Regions from separate parts of the Homo sapiens genome. Here region 2 is linked to region 1. The links are chromatin loops, found by intact Hi-C in ENCODE. Cell type or tissue: heart right ventricle. All regions are shown on one strand. Links, peaks and the distances in the headings refer to the core of each region. The heading gives the core; the rest is flanking DNA.

Region 1 (17,282 bases), core at 3,516-11,515:
ATACTCTTCTCTCTCCCATTCCTTTCTCCTTCTTCTAAGTTTGCCTCTGAAAGCATTTCCCTGGACACTTTATCTAAAGTTAAAGCTCTCACTATTTTTCTGGCTCAGCTCCTTACACATCAAAATGGGCAAATGTTTTATTTATGTGTTTTTCCCCCCTACTACCCCAACCCCGCTGTGAATGCTCAGCTTCAGGAAAGCAGAAACCATTTCTATGTTATTTACTGTTGTCTGTGTCACCAGGGCCTCCCTCAGTGCCAAGCACATAATAGATACTCAGTGAATGTTTGCTAAATGACCGATCTGGTTCTGCTCAACTTCCCAATGTCAACCCCCATCCCAACCCACATACACTTAACTATGTCCGATTCTTGCAGCTTCTGCCAGGTCCAGCACTCTTCCTGGCTGCTGCTCATTTGCGTGTACTGTTCCCTTGCCAGAAGTATCCTTCTCCCCTATTTTCCTCCTGAGAAACAAACTCATCTTTCAAGACTCAGTTCAAATATTATCTTCTCTTTGGTGCTTGTTCCCATCTTTCCTAGCAAAATTAAAAGCATCTGTCCCATGATCTGTGCACACCCAAGTTGCAGCCTTTGCCATTCTGCATGGTCCTGATCTGTTTTCATATCTACTTCCCCCACTGAACTGACCTCTTAGAGACAAGAACAATATCCAGCTTACCTTACATCCCTACTTCTTAACAGCGTTTGTTGTATAGTCAACATTCGATGAATGTTTGTGGAGGTAATACATACCGTAATAAATAAAGGAGCTGTCTTTGTGAAATTTCAGTATGTAGAGTCTTCCTATCTGAGAAACCTATATGTGTATACTTGCTGTTTGAATATTTCCTCTTAGAAATTTTCTCTGGGGTTCCTGGCTCAGGGAGACCACCTCTATGTTTTGTGTCTTCTAGGATTAGGCAGTTGGTTTGGTTTAGAAAACAAGAGTTTGCTGTTACCTGCTTTAAAAGCAACCTAGCAGTCAACAAAAGTCCCCTGGGAGAAATCAGGTTGCTAGTGAGGGCACAGCTCCACTCACAAATACTTCGTTTGCTAGTCTACCCACCTGTAGAACTGTTTGTTAAGGATTCATTCATTCATTCATCCACAGACTAATGCATTCATTCATTCATTCACTCACTGTCCATTGTTCCCATGCCAGGCACTGTGTTGGTGCTATGGTTACAGAGATACAAGAGGTAGAGTGATGGTCCTGTTCCTTGTGGGTGAGGAAGCACAGACAGACCAATAGTGTAGTGGGATCAGTGTTCTGGTTGGGGGTGTGTGGGCAAAGTCATGTGGCAGCAGAAGGAGGTTAAGGAAGCATACAGAGGCTCTTTATGCTGACTTCTGATACATGATAGAATTATTTGATGGATAAGGGAGGTGAGAAAGAGAGGAAAGAAAGAAGATGGGGGGAACAGCATCCACAAAGGCATGAAACAAGGAGTAGTAAGTGTGCTTGAGAAATGGCAAGGAGTTTGCAATTAACTGTCTTCAGAGCTTTGTTACTCAAGGTTTGATAAGTGGACCAGCAGCATTGACTTTGCCTGGACACTTGCTGAACAACAGAATCTGGTGTTCTCCTCTGGCCCAACTAAGTCAGAATCTACATTGTAATAAGATCCCCAGGTAGTTCCTATGCATGTTAATGTTTCAGAAAAACTGGGCAAGAGGCATTTTTCAAACTCTAGCACACATCAAATCACCTGCAAGGTTTGTTAAAAAACAACAACAATAACAACCTCCACAACAAAAACAGATCACTGGGCTCCATGTCAGAGTTTCTGAATCAGTAGCTCTGGATGGGGCCTGAGAGTGCACATTTCTCTAAGGTTCACAAGTGATGCTGCTGCTGATGGTCCAAGCACCACACTTTGAAAACCACTGTGGCAAAGTGTAGTAGAAAGGGTAATTTCTGGAAAATGAATGGGGGCAGGTAGCAGAATTCAAATCCTGAAGGACCTTGAGTGCAGAAGTGTTTGGACTTTGCCCTGGAGTGCTGAGGACTGCTGTGGAGTTTTCACACAGGAGAGTGACATGGTCACTCGTTTATGTTGGGAAGATCTCCCTGGCAGCATGTGGAGGATGGTTGGGATGACAGTCACTATATTCCAGGTGAAGCTCATGGATTTCCAACCAAGTCAATGGCAATAGAGATGGCTTCAAGATAAATTAGGGGGTCAGAATCTACAGGATTCAGTGACAATAGAGATGGCATCAAGATAAATTATGGGGTCAGAATCTATGAGTCAGATTGGTCGAATGTGAGGGTGGTAGGCACACCCCTGCTTTCTGGGGACCTGGGCGCTGGAGGACATCCTGTTGCTTTTTTCCTCCTGTGGCTGTCACCCTTTTAGGTCCAGAAAGCCATCCCACTTTATTTGCCTTCTCTCCACAAGTCGGCCTCTGGCTCCATCTGACAGGTTTCAGCCTGCAGTGTTTGCAGAAAGGGATGCAGTAAACCATTCAGAAATAGGATTTATTAATAGGAGGCATGTAATTACTGCCAGACACAGCAATCTGAAGAGTTTATGGCTTAAATGTTTGGTGTCATTCATTAAAACAAAGTGGGCTCTTGGCATGGACGCTGTCACCCTGTGACCAGATCCATCTGTTTCTGTGAAAGCCCCTCCCCTCCCGGGTCTGCTAGTTGAGCCTGGCTGAAGGGGCAGAGCCAGGCAAATCATCAGGGCAGGGTGTTTGGTGCTGGGAGTGGGCCTTGCTGGGAGTCCTTTAAGGAGCAGGTCCTGGTTTCAGGGCAGGGTTCCCAGAGGGGATCTTGGCCTGTCTGCATTTGTCTCCTGAACCTCTGATTCCATAGTAACATGTTGGAAGACCTATTATTAACAATGATCTCTCACATTTATAACTCCTCCAAAGTCTTTCTCCCTTTTATTTTGCATCTCACCAGCCCCTCACAGAACCTATGATGCAGATGGCAGAGGTTAGCATGGCCTCTTGACAAATGAAAAACTGAGGCCCAGAGAAACTGGGTGAGTCCCCGAAAGTCATACAGGCAAAGGAGCGTGCTTGAACTGAGGTCCCACAAAGTCATGCTTGAAATCCCAGCTCAGTGATGAGAGTGTTGGTTTGTCTCGAGGACAGACCCAGCTGTCAGAGGTACTGCTGCTGTAGGACTTGAGTTCAAACAAAGGATTTCTTTTGACTAGCACTATGAACTTGGGAGAGCTGCTCTGAGCATCAGTTTCCTCAAGTATAAAATGGGGAGAGGGAAATATGTGACCTCCTTTACAGGGTGTTGTAAGGGTTAAATGCCCTTGCAGGGTTTGTTGCTGCTCGTCCACTTTTCCCTGACTCGTGGCCCTCTCTGGGCCTCCCAGAAAACCCTACACTATTCAGGATAGATATGTTGGTGCTCAGATGAGATAATGGAGGGATATGCTTTGGAAAATCCTTGTACACCATTCAAATGTGAGGTAATAATAGGAAAATAGATCTGCTACCATCCTGCCAAGAAACCAGCAGCTTTTGAGACAAAAAGCAGACCTAAAATCTAGAATCCTCATCATCATGATTAGTTTTGGACAGAGGAATTTTTCTGCCCTTTCAAACATTTATCTCAAAAGTTATTTTATTCTGAGGACTAAAGAGAATGCCTATGAAGCACAATGTGAAACCCATAGTAGGTTATGGATATCTGGCAGGTTGTATTAGGTTGGTGCAAAAGTAATTGCAGTTTTTGCCATTACTTTCAATGGAAAAATACTGCAATTACTTTTGCACCGACCTAGTAAAACCTGCCAGATATCCTGCTTAGTACACTAATCAGGATATTGTTCCATTCAATGGTAAGCTCTTCCCAGAGGACTGACATCTTATTTATCTTAGTATTCTCTAGTGTTTAGCACAGGGTCTGGCCTGTGGTAGGTGCTTAGCAATTATTTAAACTGAACCAAATTAGATTCTGTCATATTCCATGGATTCTTTGAAAGCAGAGCCTGTGTTTTACCCATTTCTCTCTTTCCAGAACTAAGATTAGTGTCTGGCACAGAGTAGGTACCTAGTAAATTCAGGTTGGGTTGAAATAAAGCACTGTGAAAAATAAGGTAGACTCGCCTAATGTCTGCCCTGAACCATGGGGGACCCAGGGCTCCAGGTAGGAAAGGAGTCTGGAATTTGTAGCCTGAGTAGGTACTGGTCAAATGACACACTCACTTCAAAGGCACGCAGTGGGGAGGGAAGGGGATGTGGTTTCCCAAATGCCTTTTTGGCTGGGTGAAAGCTTCAGTTGGCGGCAAGAGTCAGGTCAGGGGATGTTGGCAGCATAGAGAAGACGGCAGCCAGGACTGCCAAGGCAGGAACGAGTCAGAGGAGAGGAAGCAACTCAGATGGAGACGAAAAGTGCTTGAAATCTTCCCCTCTCTGCATCTGCAGGAACAGACGTGGCAGCAGTATGCACGCTGGAAGGAAAACAGGCTTTGCAGTCAAATAAATCTGCAGGTCCTCTCAGTGCAAGCCAGGGCTGGGGGGTCTTGAATGTCATGTTTTATTTTTCTGAATCTCCATTTCCTCATCTAAAAAAAATGGGATCAGTGATTCTTACCTTACAGGGTTGTTGTGGATATCAAAAGAGTGTTTTGTGAGTAATAAAACAGCCATTTATTAAGCACCTGCTCTCTACTAGGCACTGAGCCTAGTAGCTGTATGGATATAATTAGTAATCCCCTAATCATCCTGCAAGGTAGTGATTATCATCTCTAGTCTCCACTTCAGAGCTGAGGAAACTGAAGTTCAGAGACATTGAGCAATTTGCTCAAGTGATACAGCCAGAATTCCAACCAGGTTCTTTCAGCAAAGGTTACCATATGAATATGGACATGATGATTAAATTGTATAAATCTTTGTCAAGTCTAAAATTCTCCCAGAGCAGCAGGGTTCCTTCATTGTCAGTGCTTTTTCTTTCCCAACTTCCCCCAACTTTTTTTTTTTTAAACTAAAACTTTGGCTAACCTGGCAATCTACGAAAGAGGGGTTCCACTAAGTGATTTAAACATGATTTGATTCTCTTTGTCCTGTTGCTCTTTGGCATCAATGGGACATGGATCAGGAAATTATTTCTAGGTGTTTATATGAGGAAAGAGGAAAAGCTGCTGAGAGTTAATCTTTTAGACAATCCAACAGAATCTGAAATATCAAAAACTATCCTTCCAAAAGAAAACTATCAACCCTTTCAACATTTTTTGAATCTTTCTTTGAAGCTTTAGCCAAACAGAAGATAAATGTAAAAGGTAAGGAAAGCAAATTAACTTCTATTGAAACCCACCATGTGCCTGTGTCTTGATGTATTGTCTTCTCAGTTCCTCCTAGTAACCCCGTATGGTAGGTATCATTAGATTCATTCTTCCACATAAGGATGCTCAGAAAGGTAAATATTTGTCTGAGTTCATACAATGATTTGGCAGGAAAGCCAAGATTCAAACCGCAGCCTGCTTGGTCCTAAAGCCCAGGCTTTTTTTTTTTTTTTCTTCTTCTCCCTGCTTCTGAGTCTGCAGTCTCCTGAGGGGAGCAGTTGTTTCCTCTTTGTTTAAGGAGTCCGTCCTTTTGTCCTGGATAGCCCCAGAGAGATCCTGCATCTTCAGAAGAAAAAGGACTTTTCGCTTTAAGACTGCTTGGGACCTCCAAAGGTCTTTAGCAGAAAATGCAAGCAAGCACCCTATTGGAAGGTACTCTTAATGAAATGAACACCGGCTGGATGGTTCTATTTTTGGATGTGGGCTCAGACATTAGGAGCAGGCAGTATCTTTTCTTTTTCTTTTTCTTTCTTTCTTTTTTTTTTTTTTTGACAGGATGGGCTGGGGTTGGGGGAGGAGGAAGCAAGAATTAAGCAGAGAAGGCAAGCTCCTTTCTGTTCATCTAACTCAAAGTGAGTATTATGGATTTAAATAACCCATGTGCAGTTCTATTACTTAGTGGTTTTACCCAGATCTAGGCTACTACAGGTGAAAGATGTTCTATCTGTCCTGTGCTTAATTTTTAATGCAGTCTTGAATTACTTTTGTAGAAAAATCCAAACACTTAGTTTGCATGCCATCCTCAAGGTTCTCCTTCTGGGGTGGAAAGCTCACAGGCTTTGGGGATTGTGAGGCTTGAGTTCGACCTTCTGCCATGCCACTGATCTGTGTGGCTTTGGGTAAGCCATCTAGTATCTCTGACCTTAGGCCCCTCCTCTGTAAAATGAGTACAATCATGCATGCTTTTTAAGGTTGTCATCATTGCAAAGTGCTTGATGCTTGGCAGACACTCATTAAACATTAGTTACTTTTTCTCCCTGTATCTCAAAGTGCAAATTCTTTATCTTTATTCTCTTAGGTCGAGAAGGGCATGAGTGATGACCTATATTTTTAGGACAGCTTGGATCCACCCAGATTGTTGGCAGGGGCTATTGGCTGTGGTTTAAGACTTAAGCCAATGCCCATTATGTCATTATGGAGCCTGCAAAAGTGATTACTAATGTTACTTTTCCAGTTCACTGCAGAGCAGAGGGGAGAGTTTTTCACACTGCTGGCGTTTTGTTGGAGCACGAAGATACGAATCACAGATGGCTTCCTCGGCAGATGTGGCCCTGTAGAACTGCAGTGCTGGTTTATAAGGGGTTTAATGAAAACCTGGCACCCTCCCAGACTTGAATCAATCCTCTAGGGTCTCAGCTTATGCACGTACAGACCAATCTGCAAATGTGCACCATTATTGACGGTGTGGGGAATGCTGGGGTGAAAAGTTTTTACCTGAGAAACAAAGCCAAACCTATCTGGCCAAGTTCACAGGCTTGGCCTGGGAGATGGAACAGTGCCGTGGAAGGGAAGTTGGTAGGAGAAGAGTGGCTGCAGCTGGAGGATGTCCAGATGGCCGCTGCCCAGCTGGGGGTGATCCGGGCTCAGGGTAGAATGATGGTTTTACCAGCTGCTTCGGGCTCACAGTATTTTCTTCCTTGCCATGGCTAAAAAGAGTGAGCAGGACTCGCAAGTGGGAGATATGGAATATCGAAATAGTTTCTGTCTAGTTCATATTATGGACTGGAACTGAACTTGCATATTGTTGCTTCTGCTTGAAATGTTCTTCAAATGGTCAGCTTGCTATTTCTCATCTGTTTTATTTTGGCTTCAGTGTCATTCCTTGGCAAATGCTTTCTTGATCACTTCCCTGAAAGAATCTCCAAGCTCTTTGCCATATTCTATCTTAGTTGTGCATTTGTTCATAATATATCACAATTTATTTGCCTATTTGGTTGCTGTTTTGGTCCTTTACTAAAATATAAGCTCTTTGAGGGTAGGAAGTCTGTTCATCTTGTTCACCAATGCAGCCGAGTGCCTAGTGGAGTACCTGGAACATAGTAGACATTCAACAAATATTGTTGGATGGATGAATACATTTTTGTGACAAGACTAAGATAAATCAGTCTTTGTAGATTAAAGCCACCATTTACAAGCTGTATAACTGTCTAAATTACTTAATCTTTCTTAGTCTCAGATTCTTTATCTGTGAAAAAAAAGATGGCCAGGCGCGGTGGCTCACGCCTGTAATCCCAGCACTTTGGGAGGCCGAGGCGGGTGGATCACCCGAGGTCTAGAGTTCGAGACCAGCCTGACCAACATGGTGAAATCCCATCTCTACTAGAAATACAAATTAGCCGGGTGTGTTCGTGGGCACTTGTAATCCCAGCTACTCGGGAGGCTGAGGCAGGAGAATCTCTTGAACCCAGGGGACGGAGGTTGCAGTGAGCCAAGATCACACCACTGCACTCCAGCCTGGGCAACAAGAGCAAAACTCCATCTCAAAACAGAAAAAAAAAAAGATAAAAATATAGTAGAGGGAGCTGTTTGTGTAGAATAGTGTCTAGAAATAAGAAATGGTCAATAAAGCTATTATTATCCAGTTATTGAAGAATTAAGTTCACCACCAACAAATATTTATCAATATTTCTATTCTAATATCTATTGAGAATCTAGTATATGCTATGCCCCCACACCAAGCACTTTTACATGCATTATCTTATGCTATTCTTCACAACCTTGTGAGATATTCTTCCCATTTTAGAACAAAGGAAATAGATTAAGTGGTTTGAACAAGCTTACATAGCTACTCAGTGGCAGAGGCAGTATTAACTCCATTTCTATTTTTAAAGCCCTAATTTTCCCCCATAATTCCAGGCTGCTTCCTATTAACACTCATTCTGGATAAATAAACATAAGGAAGCCACATTCTCTGTCCTCTGGAGGCTCTGGTTTAGGTGATAAGACATATGTAAGAGTAAAATGAACACTAATAAAAACCATTTTTTTGGTGCTGCTTTGAAGTTTACAAAGCTTGTCCCAATATTTACAATACATTCAAGTTTTAAAAGATTATTACCCAGGATATATAAATAATTCATACAAGTCAATAAGAAAAAGACAAACAATGGAAAAATCTACAGATTATGAACAGGCAACTGGAATGGCCAATAATCATATAAAAAGATGTTTGACATTATGAGCTGTTGGGGAAATTCAAATGAGAACAGTAAGACACTATTTCCCATTGTCGGATAGGCAAAAATAACAGTCTGAGATACCCAATGTTGAGGAGGATAAGGAGACATGAGAACTATCATACCATGCTGGTGGGACTATAAATTGGTAAAACAGTTTGGGGAGCAACTGGCAATACATAGTAGCAGTCAATATGAATACACAACCAGGGCTTCCTCTATGAGGTAATAGCTTAGAGAAATTTTTGCATATGTGCCAAAGGAGATGTGCAATAATGTTCAGTGTTAGCATTGTATATAATAGTGCAATATTGGAAATAATCTAAAAGTACATTAATAGAGGAATGGATAAACAAATGGATCTTTTTTTAGATAGAACATAAAATAGCAAAAATAAAGCAACATAAAATAGCAACTAAAAGAATAAATTAGAGCTACATTTAGCAATATGATAAATCACTAAAACATTATTGAATAAAAAAGACCAAGTTGCAGAAAGGCACAGACAAGATATCATTTATGTGTATTTAAAAACGTGCAGGCTGGCCGGGCGCCGTGGCTCATGCCTGTAATCCCAGCACTTTGGGAGGCCAAGGCAGGCAGATCACCTGAGGTCAGAAGTTCGAGACCAGCCTGACCAACATGGAGAAACCCTGTCTCTACTAAAATACAAAAAAATTAGCTGGGCGTGGTGGTGTATCCCTGCAATCCCAGCTACTCAAGAGGCTCAGGCAGGAGAATCACTTGAACCTGGGAGGCGGAGGTTGCGGTGAGCCGAGATCACGCCATTGCACTCCAGCCTGGGCAACAAGAGTGAAACTCTGTCTCAATAAATAAATAAATAAATAAATAAAACCATGCAGGCCAGGAGCAGTGGCTCAATGTCTGTAATCCCAGCACTCTGGGAAGCTGAGGTGGGTGGATCATGAGGTCAGGAGATTGAGACCATCCTGGCTAACGCGGTGAAACCCAGTCTCTACTAAAAATACAAAAAAAAAAAAAAAAAAAAATTATCCGGCATAGTGGCACATGCCTGTAGCCCCAGCTACTCAGGAGACTGAGGCAGGAGAATCGCTTCAACCCAGGAGGCGGAGGTTGCAGTGAGCCGAGATCACGCCACTGCACTCCAGCCTGGGCGACAGAGCGAGACTCTGTCTCAAAAAAACAAAAAAAACCCCATGCAAAACATGTTTTCACTTATAAGTGGGAGCTGAACAATGAGAGTACATGGACACAGGGAGGGGAACAACACACACTGGAGCCTGTTAGGGGAGGGCAGGGAGGTGGGGGAGCCTCAGGAAAAATAGCTAAGGCATGCCGGGCTCAATACCTAGGTGATGGTTTGGTAGGTGCAGCAAACCACCATGGCGCATGTTTACCTATGTAATCTGCACATCATGCACATGTACCCTGGAACTTAAAATAATATTTTAAAAAATGCGAAACAATGCCACAAGTTTAAAATTAACTCTTTATGTACCATAAAGATCTGGCAAGGAAGAATACATGCTTCTAGATGGTAATAATTACTTCTAGGGTAGAGGTAGGGAAAGCTTATCGAGGGAACTTCTATGGATCTTCAACTAAATGTTTTAATTTAAAAAAATCTGAAGCAAACATGGCAAAATATTAACATTGTTAGATCCAGGTGGTGCGTTCAATGCGTTTGTTATACTTGTCTTTGAACTTTTCTCTGTGTGGGGGATATTTTCTGTGTATACGGGATATACACATACAAACACCTCGTTAACCCAGAGCTTCTTCCCCAAACCTTATCTAATTTTGTCCTCATTAAGGCCTTGGAAACAGCAATGAAAGAGAAGACGTTAAACTCTCGAGTTTCAGTGCGTGTCTCTCCTGACACCTGCTTTTGTTTTGCTGATTGGGAATGCTGGTCAGGTGGAGTAGAGATGAATTGATTTTCATTAGAAAGGGTCTGCAGCTATGGTGAGGGTGGGGTGGAGTCAGGGAAAAGTGGAAGAGAATCAGGAGGGCAAAGGTGCCCAAGTTCTGAGAAAAGGCTGAGGAACCCAAGGTTCGGAGAAGGAGAGTAATAAATCCAGTGTCCTATAGGGATAGAGCTGGAATCTGCTCCTGGTTACCTAACCTCATATTTAAGTCAAAGGCAAGTGTACGCTAGGGACAGGAGCATGAACACTGGATTTGGACAGATCTTGGTCAGATCACAGCTTTGCTATTTAGTGTCTGTGTGGCCTTACACACCCCACCTAATTCTCTGAGCTTGGGTCACTATTGCCTCTCTTAGAGTGTCACTGGGAGAACGAATAACATAATGTGTACAAAGGGACTTAGTGGGACCAGCACTCTTGGCATTTCACTCCATAAAGAATAGTTATTACCACCAGCAGCAGCATCATTCCAATTTGTTTCAGCCATTTCTCAATAACTCGTTCTTTTACCCTCTTTCCTTCTTTCCCCAGCCCAAATTGGGACAGTTTCCTATGGGTGAGAATTTGGTTTATCTCTGTCCAAGAATTGGTCTCAGCATTCCGATAAAAGCTACCAAACCGAGAGACAAGCAGAAAGATCACCTCCTTTTCTCTGGAGTCGTTCTTCCTATGAGTGCAGTCTGAGGTCTCATCAATTTTGGGAGCAGCCAAATCATATATTACTATTCCTATCAACTAAAGCCCTTGAATCTTTTAATATGACTTAAAATTTGCCCACCCTATACAGTTGGGTTTTCTAACTCAAATGAAGAATCTTGATTACAAAAAGGAGAAAAGACCAAGGTATTTAAAAAGAACTTAGTATTATGGAGGAAGTAAAATTGCTCTTATTTGTGAGTACTTAAGACAGGCCTATTTTTGCTCCTTTTGGAGTTCTATGACATTAAAACTTTAAGATCATAGGCTGCTCTGCCTAGGGAGTAGCCATTCTTTTATTCTTTTACTTCCTTAATAAACTTGCTTTCACTTAAAAAGAAAAAACTTGAAGACCATAGAGTTGAACCCAATATTCCTCCTTTTCCTAGTAGTAACTATTTCAAAGAACAACTTCCTTCTTTCCTACTTTAAATTTTATATTTATTATCATGATCTTATGGATTCTTCTTTCTTTCTTATTCTTAAGTGGACTGTGAATTATTATCACTATTCTTTTTGATTTCCCAATTGATTTGACCAGTGGGAATTCCTTCAAACCAATTCCTATGTTCTTTTGATATTTCGCCATCAATCTTTGAGTACCTCTTTGTTTTCTGACAACAAGAGATTCTCGACTTACCTTATATTTTCTTTGCCCCAGAGCCAGAATCAGCTGTTTCTCTAAGAGGCAGTGGTTCTTTTTTTTTTTTTTTTTTTTTTTTTATTATACTCTAAGTTTTAGGGTACATGTGCACATTGTGCAGGTTAGTTACATATGTATACATGTGCCATGCTGGTGCGCTGCACCCACTAATGTGTCATCTAGCATTAGGTATATCTCCCAATGCTATCCCTCCCCCCTCCCCCGACCCCACCACAGTCCCCAGAGTGTGATATTCCCCTTCCTGTGTCCATGTGATCTCATTGTTCAATTCCCACCTATGAGTGAGAATATGCGGTGTTTGGTTTTTTGTTCTTGCGATAGTTTACTGAGAATGATGGTTTCCAATTTCATCCATGTCCCTACAAAGGATATGAACTCATCATTTTTTATGGCTGCATAATATTCCATGGTGTATATGTGCCACATTTTCTTAATCCAGTCTATCATTGTTGGACATTTGGGTTGGTTCCAAGTCTTTGCTATTGTGAATAGTGCCGCAATAAACATACGTGTGCATGTGTCTTTATAGCAGCATGATTTATAGTCCTTTGGGTATATACCCAGTAATGGGATGGCTGGGTCAAATGGTATTTCTAGTTCTAGATCCCTGAGGAATCGCCACACTGACTTCCACAATGGTTGAACTAGTTTACAGTCCCACCAACAGTGTAAAAGTGTTCCTATTTCTCCGCATCCTCTCCAGCACCTGTTGTTTCCTGACTTTTTAATGATTGCCATTCTAACTGGTGTGAGATGATATCTCATAGTGGTTTTGATTTGCATTTCTCTGATGGCCAGTGATGATGAGCATTTCTTCATGTGTTTTTTGGCTGCATAAATGTCTTCTTTTGAGAAGTGTCTGTTCATGTCCTTCGCCCACTTTTTGATGGGGTTGTTTGTTTTTTTCTTGTAAATTTGTTTGAGTTCATTGTAGATTCTGGATATTAGCCCTTTGTCAGATGAGTAGGTTGCGAAAATTTTCTCCCATTTTGTAGGTTGCCTGTTCATTCTGATGGTAGTTTCTTTTGCTGTGCAGAAGCTCTTTAGTTTAATTAGATCCCATTTGTCAATTTTGGCTTTTGTTGCCATTGCTTTTGGTGTTTTGGACATGAAGTCCTTGCCCACGCCTATGTCCTGAATGGTAATGCCTAGGTTTTCTTCTAGGGTTTTTATGGTTTTAGGTTTAACGTTTAAATCTTTAATCCATCTTGAATTGATTTTTGTATAAGGTGTAAGGAAGAGATCCAGTTTCAGCTTTCTCCACATGGCTAGCCAGTTTTCCCAGCACCATTTATTAAATAGGGAATCCTTTCCCCATTGCTTGTTTTTCTCAGGTTTGTCAAAGATCAGATAGTTGTAGATATGTGGCATTATTTCTGAGGGCTCTGTTCTGTTCCATTGATCTATATCTCTGTTTTGGTACCAGTACCATGCTGTTTTGGTTACTGTAGCCTTGTAGTATAGTTTGAAGTCAGGTAGTGTGATGCCTCCAGCTTTGTTCTTTTGGCTTAGGATTGACTTGGCAATGCGGGCTCTTTTTTGGTTCCATATGAACTTTAAAGTAGTTTTTTCCAATTCTGTGAAGAAAGTCATTGGTAGCTTGATGGGGATGGCATTGAATCTGTAAATTACCTTGGGCAGTATGGCCATTTTCACGATATTGATTCTTCCTACCCATGAGCATGGAATGTTCTTCCATTTGTTTGTGTCCTCTTTTATTTCCTTGAGCAGTGGTTTGTAGTTCTCCTTGAAGAGGTCCTTCACATCCCTTGTAAGTTGGATTCCTAGGTATTTTATTCTCTTTGAAGCAATTGTGAATGGGAGTTCACCCATGATTTGGCTCTCTGTTTGTCTGTTGTTGGTGTATAAGAATGCTTGTGATTTTTGTACATTGATTTTGTATCCTGAGACTTTGCTGAAGTTGCTTATCAGCTTAAGGAGATTTTGGGCTGAGATGATGGGGTTTTCTAGATAAACAATCATGTCGTCTGCAAACAGGGACAATTTGACTTCCTCTTTTCCTAATTGAATACCCTTTATTTCCTTCTCCTGCCTGATTGCCCTGGCCAGAACTTCCAACACTATGTTGAATAGGAGCGGTGAGAGAGGGCATCCCTGTCTTGTGCCAGTTTTCAAAGGGAATGCTTCCAGTTTTTGCCCATTCAGTATGATATTGGCTGTGGGTTTGTCATAGATAGCTCTTATTATTTTGAAATACGTCCCATCAATACCTAATTTATTGAGAGTTTTTAGCATGAAGGGTTGTTGAATTTTGTCAAAGGCTTTTTCTGCATCTATTGAGATAATCATGTGGTTTTTGTCTTTGGCTCTGTTTATATGCTGGATTACATTTATTGATTTGCGTATATTGAACCAGCCTTGCATCCCAGGGATGAAGCCCACTTGATCATGGTGGATAAGCTTTTTGATGTGCTGCTGGATTCGGTTTGCCAGTATTTTATTGAGGATTTTTGCATCAATGTTCATCAAGGATATTGGTCTAAAATTCTCTTTTTTGGTTGTGTCTCTGCCCGGCTTTGGTATCAGAATGATGCTGGCCTCATAAAATGAGTTAGGGAGGATTCCCTCTTTTTCTATTGATTGGAATAGTTTCAGAAGGAATGGTACCAGTTCCTCCTTGTACCTCTGGTAGAATTCGGCTGTGAATCCATCTGGTCCTGGACTCTTTTTGGTTGGTAAACTATTGATTATTGCCACAATTTCAGAGCCTGTTATTGGTCTATTCAGAGATTCAACTTCTTCCTGGTTTAGTCTTGGGAGAGTGTATGTGTCGAGGAATGTATCCATTTCTTCTAGATTTTCTAGTTTATTTGCGTAGAGGTGTTTGTAGTATTCTCTGATGGTAGTTTGTATTTCTGTGGGATCGGTGGTGATATCCCCTTTATCATTTTTTATTGTGTCTATTTGATTCTTCTCTCTTTTTTTCTTTATTAGTCTTGCTAGCGGTCTATCAATTTTGTTGATCCTTTCAAAAAACCAGCTCCTGGATTCATTGATTTTTTGAAGGGTTTTTTGTGTCTCTATTTCCTTCAGTTCTGCTCTGATTTTAGTTATTTCTTGCCTTCTGCTAGCTTTTGAATGTGTTTGCTCTTGCTTTTCTAGTTCTTTTAATTGTGATGTTAGGGTGTCAATTTTGGATCTTTCCTGCTTTCTCTTGTAGGCATTTAGTGCTATAAATTTCCCTCTACACACTGCTTTGAATGCGTCCCAGAGATTCTGGTATGTGGTGTCTTTGTTCTCGTTGGTTTCAAAGAACATCTTTATTTCTGCCTTCATTTCGTTATGTACCCAGTAGTCATTCAGGAGCAGGTTGTTCAGTTTCCATGTAGTTGAGCGGCTTTGAGTGAGATTCTTAATCCTGAGTTCTAGTTTGATTGCACTGTGGTCTGAGAGATAGTTTGTTATAATTTCTGTTCTTTTACATTTGCTGAGGAGAGCTTTACTTCCAACTATGTGGTCAATTTTGGAATAGGTGTGGTGTGGTGCTGAAAAAAATGTATATTCTGTTGATTTGGGGTGGAGAGTTCTGTAGATGTCTATTAGGTCTGCTTGGTGCAGAGCTGAGTTCAATTCCTGGGTATCCTTGTTGACTTTCTGTCTCGTTGATCTGTCTAATATTGACAGTGGGGTGTTAAAGTCTCCCATTATTAATGTGTGGGAGTCTAAGTCTCTTTGTAGGTCACTCAGGACTTGCTTTATGAATCTGGGTGCTCCTGTATTGGGTGCATAAATATTTAGGATAGTTAGCTCCTCTTGTTGAATTGATCCCTTTACCATTATGTAATGGCCTTCTTTGTCTCTTTTGATCTTTGTTGGTTTAAAGTCTGTTTTATCAGAGACTAGGATTGCAACCCCGAGGCAGTGGTTCTTTTTAGTGGAGAATGGTATTTAGAAATCAAGATGTAGACATAATATGTGCTCTCTGCTACTGGGGTATCATTGCTTCTGGGCCCTTTCATTACAGAGCTAAAATAAATAAATGTATGTATATGTATTTCTGTCTCTATCTTCATCTATTGGAGTCTCTGATGGTTAGTTTTATATGTCAGCTTGGGTGGATCACAGTGCCCAAATATTTGGTTAAACGTTATTCTGGAGGTTTCTTTGAGGATGTTTTTGGATGAGATTAACATTTAAATCTGTAGACTTTACATGAAGCAGATTACCCTCCTTAATGTGAATGGGCCTCATCCAATCAGTCGAAGGCCTGAATAAAACAAAAGACTCATGTCCCCCAAGCAAGAGGGAACTCTTCAGCAGATGGCCTTCAGCCTTAAACTGCAACATTGGCTCTTCTCTGGATCTCTATCTTGCTGGCCAACCCTGCATATTTTGGACTTGGAAGCCTCCATAATCCTGTACACCAATTCCTTGAATAAATCTCTCTCTATATATTTGTGTGTGTGTGTGCGTGTATACAAATCCTATTGGTTCTGTTTCTAATTAAGAATCCTGATTAATACAAAGTCTGAAACAATACAATACCGTGTTCTTGCTCACCTTCCTCACTGATATTTACATCTCCCATCTTTTACAGTGAGAATCATGGTTTCCAATTAAAGTCAATATATTTACTCATTTTTTGTCCTAGTCCAAATATACATAACAAGACAACTGTCTTAGAATCTTTAAAACAGTCAATATCATGAAAAAAAGAAAGTAAAAAGGCAGGAGAAATGTTCTGTGTTAGATCAAACTAAGGAGATCTGGCAGCCAAATGCAGGGTGTGATACTTGTTTGGATTCTGAACATTACTGGGGAACTTTGAATATGGAATGTATATTAAATAATATTTTATGAAATTAAATTTCTTGGGTCTGATAATGATATTGTAAGGAAGAATATCATTGTAAGAGATGAGAGATTCATGTTGAATTATTTAGGAATGCAATGTCTTGATGTTTGCAAGCTATTCTTAAATGGTTCACAAAAACATATGTATGTAAATAGATATAGATATAGACAGATTGATTAATGAGGGAGGGAAAGACTGTGTGTGATGGGGGGAACATGTGAAGACATGGCAAAATACTAACAGTTAAGTAAATCTAAGTTTAGGAAAAATAGGAGTTACTTGGATTATCCTTTCAACTTTTCTGTTTGAAAGTTTTCAAAATAAAAAGATGGGGGAAACAGTAGCAAGTGTTATGTATCAAGTATTTATATATCCTTGTGCAGGTATTATATACCAAATGTTAACTTTGTTTTAGGCATGTGTCAAATACTTTATGAACATCATTCATTAACTTGTTTCCGTAATCCCCACTACAATCCTCTGAAGTAGGTAACGTTATCACCCTACTTCACATTTGAGGAATCTGAGGCTCAGAGAAGTAAAGGAATTTGCCTAAATTCACCCAGCTAGCAGGATAGGAAATTGAGGACCAGAGAGAGGAGTGACCTGCCAAGGCTGTCAACTAGATAGTGACCACAGCAGGACTGGGACTACAACATCTGATTCTAACTCTGGGGCTCAATCCCTTGCATCAGAAAGGTTT
Region 2 (8,000 bases), core at 1-8,000, 140 kb before region 1:
ATAAACTCTATTTTTCCTATTTTTTAGTGTGAGAACTAAGACTCAGCATTTATTTATTTATTTACTTACTTACTTACTTATTTATTTTTTTGAGGCAGAGTCTCACTCTGTTGCCCAGACCGAACTGCAGTGGTGCGATCTCGGCTCACTGCGACCTCCGCCTCCTGGGTTCAAGTGATTTTCCTGCCTCAGCCTCCTGAGTAGCTGGGACTATAGGCACATGCCATCACACCCAGATAATTTTTGTATTTTTATTACAGATGAGGTTTCACTATGTTGGCCAGACTGGTCTCAAACACCTGACCTCAGGTGATCTGCCCACCTCAGCCACACGAAGTGCTGGGATTACAGACGTGAGCCACCGTGCCTAGCCAGGCTCAGCATTTAAATAACTGGCTTGAGGTCATGTTCAAATTGCTGTATCTACAACATGCCACCCAAGGTCCAGATGATCCCTGTTCGTAGAAATGTAGTGTGTGTCACCTGGGGTTATAGTGCATGTGAGTGGGGAGTCACTTAATGTCTGTTCCTTTTTGTCTCCTTTCTCCAGCTATACCTGCAGGCCCGCTTCACTTGGCGAGGAGCCCGCCTGCTCCGGCCCCTCCTGCAGTTCACCTTGATCATGATGGCCTTCTACACGGGACTGTCTCGCGTATCAGACCACAAGCACCATCCCAGTGATGTTCTGGCAGGATTTGCTCAAGGAGCCCTGGTGGCCTGCTGCATAGTAAGTAGCATCTTGTCCTCAATATGCAAGTGGAGCCCTGGACTGTTGCTTGTTAAATGTTTCCAGCTCAGTGACTAAAGCTAGAGAGCCCTCGTTCCTGTCCTCTGCTTGGTGTCTGAAGAGTCACCTGGCCTTAGGCCTTAGGCCTTAGGACTCCTTCAGTAAAATGAGAATAATTCCTGCTTCTTCCCAGCCTGTGAGTTTTGATCTGATAGGGTCTGTAAATCTCTGTAAATACAGAGGTTTTGGGCTCGTAGAATGTTGCAATTGGAAGAGAGCTGAGATATTGTCCAACTTGCTCATGTTATAGATGAGGAAATTTAGGGAAGAAACTTACCCAAGGTCATGTGTCAGCAGGTCATGCTTAGTGTCATGCTAAGTCTGTTGACCTAGTAGCAAGATCTAAGTCTCCTGACTCGAGTGCTCACATGCTGTTTTGGTGGACACAGTACGCAATGGGACTTCTCCGCTTCTTGGAAAATGCCTCCTCTTCCCTCTGTGACCTTGGGAGTGACTCACACAGACCCTAAACTCAGTGTTCATTGGAGAAGAGGAGGTTATCTGAAGGCTGAGCCCTCTCTCAGCCTGAGGCCCTCGTACATCGAGTCACAGACTTCCTAGGGATAACTTGGGATGGACCACATACTGATTTGCCCCAAATGAATGGGTTACCTTTTCACATACTTCATCTCTGACTCCAGGTGAAGGTGGGAGAAGGCATTGCACTTCTCTGAGCCTCCATCTGTAGGCACTGCTTTTCCTGCCTGCTAAGAGTTTTGAGGGGCTTATTCAGCGAACATGACTGAGCACCTACTTTGATATTGTGACTTCCTGGGCCCTACTGAGGGGAGCTCACCCCAGCCCAGCAGGAATCCCAGAGTACAATAATGGCTGGATATTTAAGCACCACACATGTAGGTTGTATTGTTGTTAGTATTATCCTTGCTCATTCACAGTAAGAATTATGAACAATAGAGAGATCTAAACCAGCTTCTTATCCTTTCCTGGTTTCTGAGCCTGGTTGCAGGCTTATGTCTCACTATGCAGCCTCTCCCCAGCTCCTCTGTAACAGCACTTAACACTCTGGATTGAAATTGTCGATGGGTGTCTTCTTTTAGGCTGTAAGTTCTTGGGGGCAGGGACCATGTGTAATATATATGTTACTCTCCCTATCTTATCAAGGCCTCTCAGGGATTCTAGCTCAGACTAAGCAAATGTGTGCCTAACAAGCAAAAAGCCAGAATCAATGAGTTGATCTAACCTTTCTTGAGAACACTGTAGGAAGTTATTTCTTGAAGGTATAGGAATGAATAAGGCTCAGCCCTCCCAAGGAAATTCCATCCTTGCTCCTCTCACAGCCAGGCCAAGCACAGGAGCTTAATGCTGTGGGGGCTGTCATAGTGACATGTGTAGGGGGCTTCAGCAGGCAGGGAAGCACCTGACTCCATGTGCAGGGGTCAAGAAGAGGGAGAAGGAGTTGCAGCAATCAGAGTGGGCACCACGAAGAAAGCAGTGTGTGAACTGCCTGCAGCCTTTGACATGGGAATCCCAGCCTACTGGACTGGCTGTTTTAATGGCTTTCTCCCTTGCTTTCTTTTTCTTTTTTCTTTTTAAAAGTAAAGGCCAGAAGGGAGAGAACCTGGGGGAGCAAACCGTTAATGAGAGCAGCTGTCACTGACCGGCTTGTTCTCTGGTGCCTGGCCCTTTAATGTGAGGTGACAGTGGGGGATGGGTGTTTGCACTGAAGGGTAACCCTTTGCTGACTGTGCCCTTCTGAGCTTTGCTCTCAGCAGGAGGACAGCCCGCGGGGGCCTGCTGTTGTGGTTCCTTCTTGGCGCCACTGCCCTAATTGGAGTCCCCTGCACCCCCAGTTAAAAAAATTAAAAGGTTGGGGGATCCTTACTAGCCTTCCTCTCTTTTATATCCTAAAACATGGGCCATAAGCAATTAGACAGAGCGTTCGGGAGGACTATGGCTTATTTCCAAGAAGTGAAATGAAGGTTCTGACTTGTGTCCTGTTTGGCTCTCGCTGACTGTAGCACAGTATAGGAATTTGATCCTAGCGTTTACAAAGCACCTACTCTCTGCTGGTACCATTCTGATACTTTACCCATTGTCTTCCTTTTTTTTTTTTTTTTTTTTTGAGAGTCTCGCTCTCTCACCCAGGCTAGAGTGCAATGGCACGATCTCGGCTCACTGCAACCTCTGCCTCTCAGGTTGAAGATTCTTCCCCCTCAGCCTCCCAAGTAGCTGGGATTACAGGCACCCACCGTCATGCCTGGCTAATTTTTGTATTTCTGTAGAGATGGGGTTTCACTGTGTTGGCCAGGCTGGTCTTGAACTCCTGACCTCAGGTGATCCGCCCGCCTCAGCCTCCAAAAGTGCTGGGTTTACAGGTGTGAGCCACTGTGCCCAGCTGCCCACTGTCTTCTTTTAGTCACATTAAGCCATTGTACTACAGCCATTTTACAGAAGTAACTAGCTCAGAGAGGTAACTTAAGTCATCCAGGGTCAGAGAGCTAATAGACAGCTGCACCACGATTCTCATGGACTCAAAGCTATGCCCTCTGCACTCTGCAAGGAGAAGGGGTCCCTGAAGCTGAAGGCCCTGCAGTTAACCCGAAACAGAAGCTCCATAGTTAGCTGCTTAAAGAGTATCATTTAATTGTGTCACGGAGTCCTTCCTAACCCTTTGGGTGGATCCAGTTATTGCTTTGAGTTTGAAAGCCTGATTTACAATGTAAAGATGGTTTGGAAAGGGGTGATAAATCTCTTTCCCTGCCTTTTACTCACTCACCTGTGAACATGCAAGAACAGGGACTCAATCTTACCTATCATTTTTCTCCAAATGCCTGACACCCAGCCTTGTGCTCAGTGGGACCTCATGGTCCAGAATGGCTTGGAATCGCAGCACTGAGAGATTCATTTCATTGAAGCCATCTGAGAGGCCAGGACAGGGAAGTGCCTGGAAGCTGTGGCTACTGAGAATAAAAGTTTGGAAATGTTCAGCTGGGAGGAAAGAAGGTAGTGTCTTTTCCAGCCGTAAGCTCCCAGGATTCTGTTGTCCTGGGTTTGATTGTGAGGGAGACAGAAGCAAAGCTCAGGACCCTGGATTGAGGAGAGATGGGTAGATCTGTGAGGAGGTGTGGGGAACCAGAGACCATGTGATGAAGGCACCAGGTGCCTGGGAGAGGGAACTATGAGTAGGATGACAGGCATCTGCCTCATGGGTTTTGCAGCTTTATCAGGGTTGTGCAATGTAGCTGTCACGTGCCAAGCAGGAGTCTGTGACCTCTGCTCTGCTTGTGCCACATGACAGAACTCTTCCCCACGAATCAGGGCCGCTGTCCCAGGGAATGCCAGGAAGGAGCAAAGTTCTCTTCTTACTCACAACTATGGCTGTATTGAATGGTTTTTGAAACACAGAGACATCACCTGAGGTTAAGAGGATTGATAAAAAAGCAGCATGTATGGCACAAAGGCCACCACTTGAGGTGCCAAGAAACACAGAATCCATTTTCCAGTCTGCCAGATAACCTCCTGAGCCAAGCCTTTACGGACTCCCTGTTAATTGAGTTGTAATCTTCGCTGACATTTGCTGAGAGCCCAAGCACTCAGAGAGAAGGTAGCAAAGCTGGAGTTGACCCCAGACAGCCTGACACAGAGCTGGCACTCCAAGACCCAGGCTTTGGCAGGTCTCCTCTCATCTCTCCACCCCTTCACCTCCCGGCATGTCAAACATTTCAATATTTTCCAACACCTGAGTTTCTGTATTAGATACCTGTCCCCTTTGATGGAACACAGTTCCAGTGTCACCTCATCTCTGATGAAACCTTCTGTATTAGCTGCCTCTGGCTGCTGTAACAAATTACCACAAATTTAGTGGCTTAAAAGAATGCAAGTTTCTTTTCTTACAGTTCTGGAAGTTGGGAGTTGGAAAAGGGTCTCACTGAGCTAAAATCAAGGTGGAACACATTCCATCTAGAGGATCTAAGGGGAGATCTGTTTTCTTGCTTTTTCTAGCTTTCTGGAGCTACCTGAGTTCCTTGACTCATGGCCCCATTCTCCACTTTCAAAGCTAGCAGCATAGAATCTTCACTTCTCCCTCTCTCTCTCACACACACATATACTTTCTCTGGCCTTTGCATCCATTGTCACACCTTCTTCTGTGACTTTTGTCCTTTTGCCTCCCTCTTTTACAGATGCTGGGACCACCTTGATAACCCAGGATGATCTCTCCATCTCAAGATCTTAACTTAATCTCATTTTATCATGTAGCATCATTCATTGCTTCTGGGACTTAGGATGCGGGCATCTTTGGGGGACATTGTTCAGCTTTCCACAACTTCCCCAGTCCCTGGAGACAGTATTGTCTCACTTCCTTCCAGTCCCCCATGGCCTTTTGCACTTTCTTCCTACCATGGCTTTAGGCCTCATCTACTCATGGCCTGCTCATATGTCTGTCTCTTCAGCTAGATTGTGGGTGCCTTAATAGCAGAATCCATGGCTTAACCTTCTGATTATTTATTCTCGGTATGTAGTACAGCAGCTGACACAATAGGTGCTTCATCAGCATTGGGTAAATGGTGAATGATGAATTAGCTTGTGGCTTCAGGCCAGACACTTCCCTTCTGGGCCTAGTTTCCTCACCTGTGAATTGAAGCTGGAGGCCTTGTAGCTCCATGACCTTTGTGCACAGACATTCTATGGCACAGCTGACTTTGTAGTAACTGACTGAGGTACAGTGCATTAACCCTAGAATGCTGGTTCCATAACTGCAGAGCCTTAGGCAACAGGCATGACAGCCGAGAACTTTTACCTGGGTCTGTTGAGGGTAGATCCTGTCACAACAGGCAGACTTGTCTAGACAAAAATCACATGTCAAATGGAAGTCTGGTTTCCTCCTCCATTGCTTACTAATTGAATGCTTTCCAGAAAAGGAAGACAATGGAAGCCAGCACAGACAGAAAACCTATACAGTGTCATGAACTCAACACAAAGACACAAGCACTTAGGGTCGGATAGGCCTGCCTGCACACCTTCAGAGATCTGGACAGAGGTACACAGGACAAAGGAGAAGGCCACAGCCCAGATAGACCATGAGGTGCATGGGCAGACCCAATCGTACTCAGAACCACAGACACACATAAACAGACAGACGAATAAAAAAAAAACACAGGCTCATATTGGCTCTCCCAGCCCCCTCCCGCCTACACACTCACTAAGTTACCCCTACCAAAGATGTGAACTTTACAGTTGGACTCACACAGGGACTAGGACGAAGGAACAGACATCGGTTCATTTCCTGTCTGGTGACAACTTGCATATCTGGTCACCTCCTCCCTGACCCTCTAACAGATGGCAAATTAGGGGCCCCTGGGAGGGGTCAGGGGAGGGCCCGGCTGCCATTGCTGTGGGTTCAGCAGAGGAAGCAGCTGCTCATGGATTTCGTAAATACACAGCAGAGTCTTTCCTGGTTTTCCTCTTCCCGGGGGTGTGGCTCCGCTTGCCGTTGCTCTTTTGTGTGCTGCTATCTTCCTCCAGATGTAGGGAAGGGCGAGGGCGTTCTTTGTCTCTGCCCCAGTGAGGTGACCTTGGGAAAAGACACCAGCAAGAATGCCAGTGTGAAGAAGAGTTCAGCGATGACAACCCCTGCAAAAGGAAACTGCAGTGCAGGGAGAGGCCAGGACACGCCCAAGGACACATAGTAGCAGAGTAGGAACCAAATCCCCAGTTTCTTGATTCCATCTAAAGGGCTAAACAGTAAATTCCAAGCATGCTTAGCCATGGATTTGCAAGGCCTCTTCCTTCTCTAACAGGAGAGAGTCCCATCTATTCCCTTCTGATTTACTCCAGGGCTGCCTGGGCACAGGGGAATGGATGAAATGAGCTCCCAAACCTCTTCTGGCCCTGCAGAAGTCTAGCTCTTTGCCCAGTAATGTGACCTTGAGGTAATCTGATCTTGCCACTGCTGGCCCCCACTCTTAGGCAGGCAGAAACATGGATGTGGGAGAGAGAAGGAAGCAAAGAAATAAACTTTGGCCGCCAATAGATAACGACACTATCTTTGTAGTACTCTACAACTGTTCAAAATACAGTTGACCTTGAACAACATGGGGACTAGAGGTTCCGACCTCCAGCACAATAAAAAGTCCAAATAGAACTTTTGACTCCCTCAAAACTTAAAACTACTAACAGCCTAATGTTGATTGGAAGCCTTACTGATAACATAAACAGTCAATTAACATATGTTTTGTATGTTTTATGTATTATATACAGTATTCTTACAATAAAGTAAGCTAGAGAAAAGAAAATATTATCAAGAAAATTATAAGGAAGAGGAAATATATTTACTATACATTAGGTGGAAGTGATCACCATAAAAGTCTTCATGCTGGTTGTTTCCATGTTGAGTAGGCTCACGAGGAGGAAGAAGAGGAGGGGTTGGTCTTGCTGTCTCAGGGTTGGCAGAAGCAGAAGAAAATTTGTGTTTAAGTGGACCCATGCAGTTCAAGCTCATGTTATTCAAGGATCAACTGTACTTATAAAACTTCCTTTCTTGTTCCCCTGCTAAGATGGATGAGCTGACGAAGCAGAGGTTCAGAGAGGAAGTTATATTCCTGCCACTTGCTAGGTAGGCTGTCAGGGCAAGTCACTTCACCTCTCAGCCACCTTTTCCAATCCCATGAGGTTGGGATGATAATGCCTAACATGATTTTTGGATTGAGGATTCAGAGAATTAAAGATACATCATGCTTGGCACATGCAACATATTGATTGTGAATTGTGCGTTAAGTACTATGCTTTGTTTAAAGATTCAGAGCTAAAAGGAGTTGGTCCTTAAAGAGCTTATCTAGTGCAGTAGCTTTCCAAGACTTGACCGCCATCTATAATAAGAAATACACTTTATATCATAACCCAATAGAGGCACCCACACGTAACTAAAACAAATATTTCACAAAATAAGACTTGCCCTTACTGTGTGAGAAATTCTGATATTTTCTATTAACCTTCAAAAATGCTGGTGGTAACCACCTAGTTAGTTGATTTTGTAGCTTGCTAATGGCTTGAGAATGATCTAGTAGGAATAGACATGTAAACAGACAAGTATGATAGAAGGGCACGGCTGCTGGGATGGGATACACTACTGAGGACAGTGGGGTTACAAGAGAAGGGGTGATTAATTCTTCTTGAGGGTGTTGGAAGACTAGAAAGAATTTTTAGAGTAGGTAATTATTTAAAAATGAATGGTCATTTGCTGTAAGATACAAAA

Evidence for each region. Peaks named below come from ENCODE experiments on the same cell type or tissue, not always from the same donor. Only the 100,000 strongest peaks of a DNase experiment are listed, where the experiment ranks them.
Region 2: it touches region 1 in a loop (2.7-fold over the local background); 3 of 110 quality-filtered maps call a loop at or near these places.

What each region holds. Positions count from the first base shown.
Region 1 is chr1:56,363,810-56,381,091 of GRCh38, reverse strand. No RefSeq gene overlaps it. Among named protein-coding and RNA genes, the nearest start is that of LINC01767, 43 kb to the left of the region's middle. RefSeq lists an enhancer at 10,672-11,198. In heart right ventricle, for the core only: no CTCF peak of the experiment used is centred there; DNase peaks (open chromatin) are centred at 4,271, 6,599 and 6,781; H3K4me3 peaks cover 1,911 bases; H3K27ac peaks cover 4,944 bases.
Region 2 is chr1:56,504,703-56,512,702 of GRCh38, reverse strand. It overlaps PLPP3 (phospholipid phosphatase 3), which reads left to right. Exons shown (of 6, transcript NM_003713.5): 5 at 551-727. Among named protein-coding and RNA genes, the nearest start is that of PLPP3, 71 kb to the left of the region's middle. RefSeq lists enhancers at 31-530, 531-1,032, 2,018-2,748. In heart right ventricle, for the core only: no CTCF peak of the experiment used is centred there; DNase peaks (open chromatin) are centred at 4,012 and 6,286; H3K4me3 peaks cover 558 bases; H3K27ac peaks cover 7,404 bases.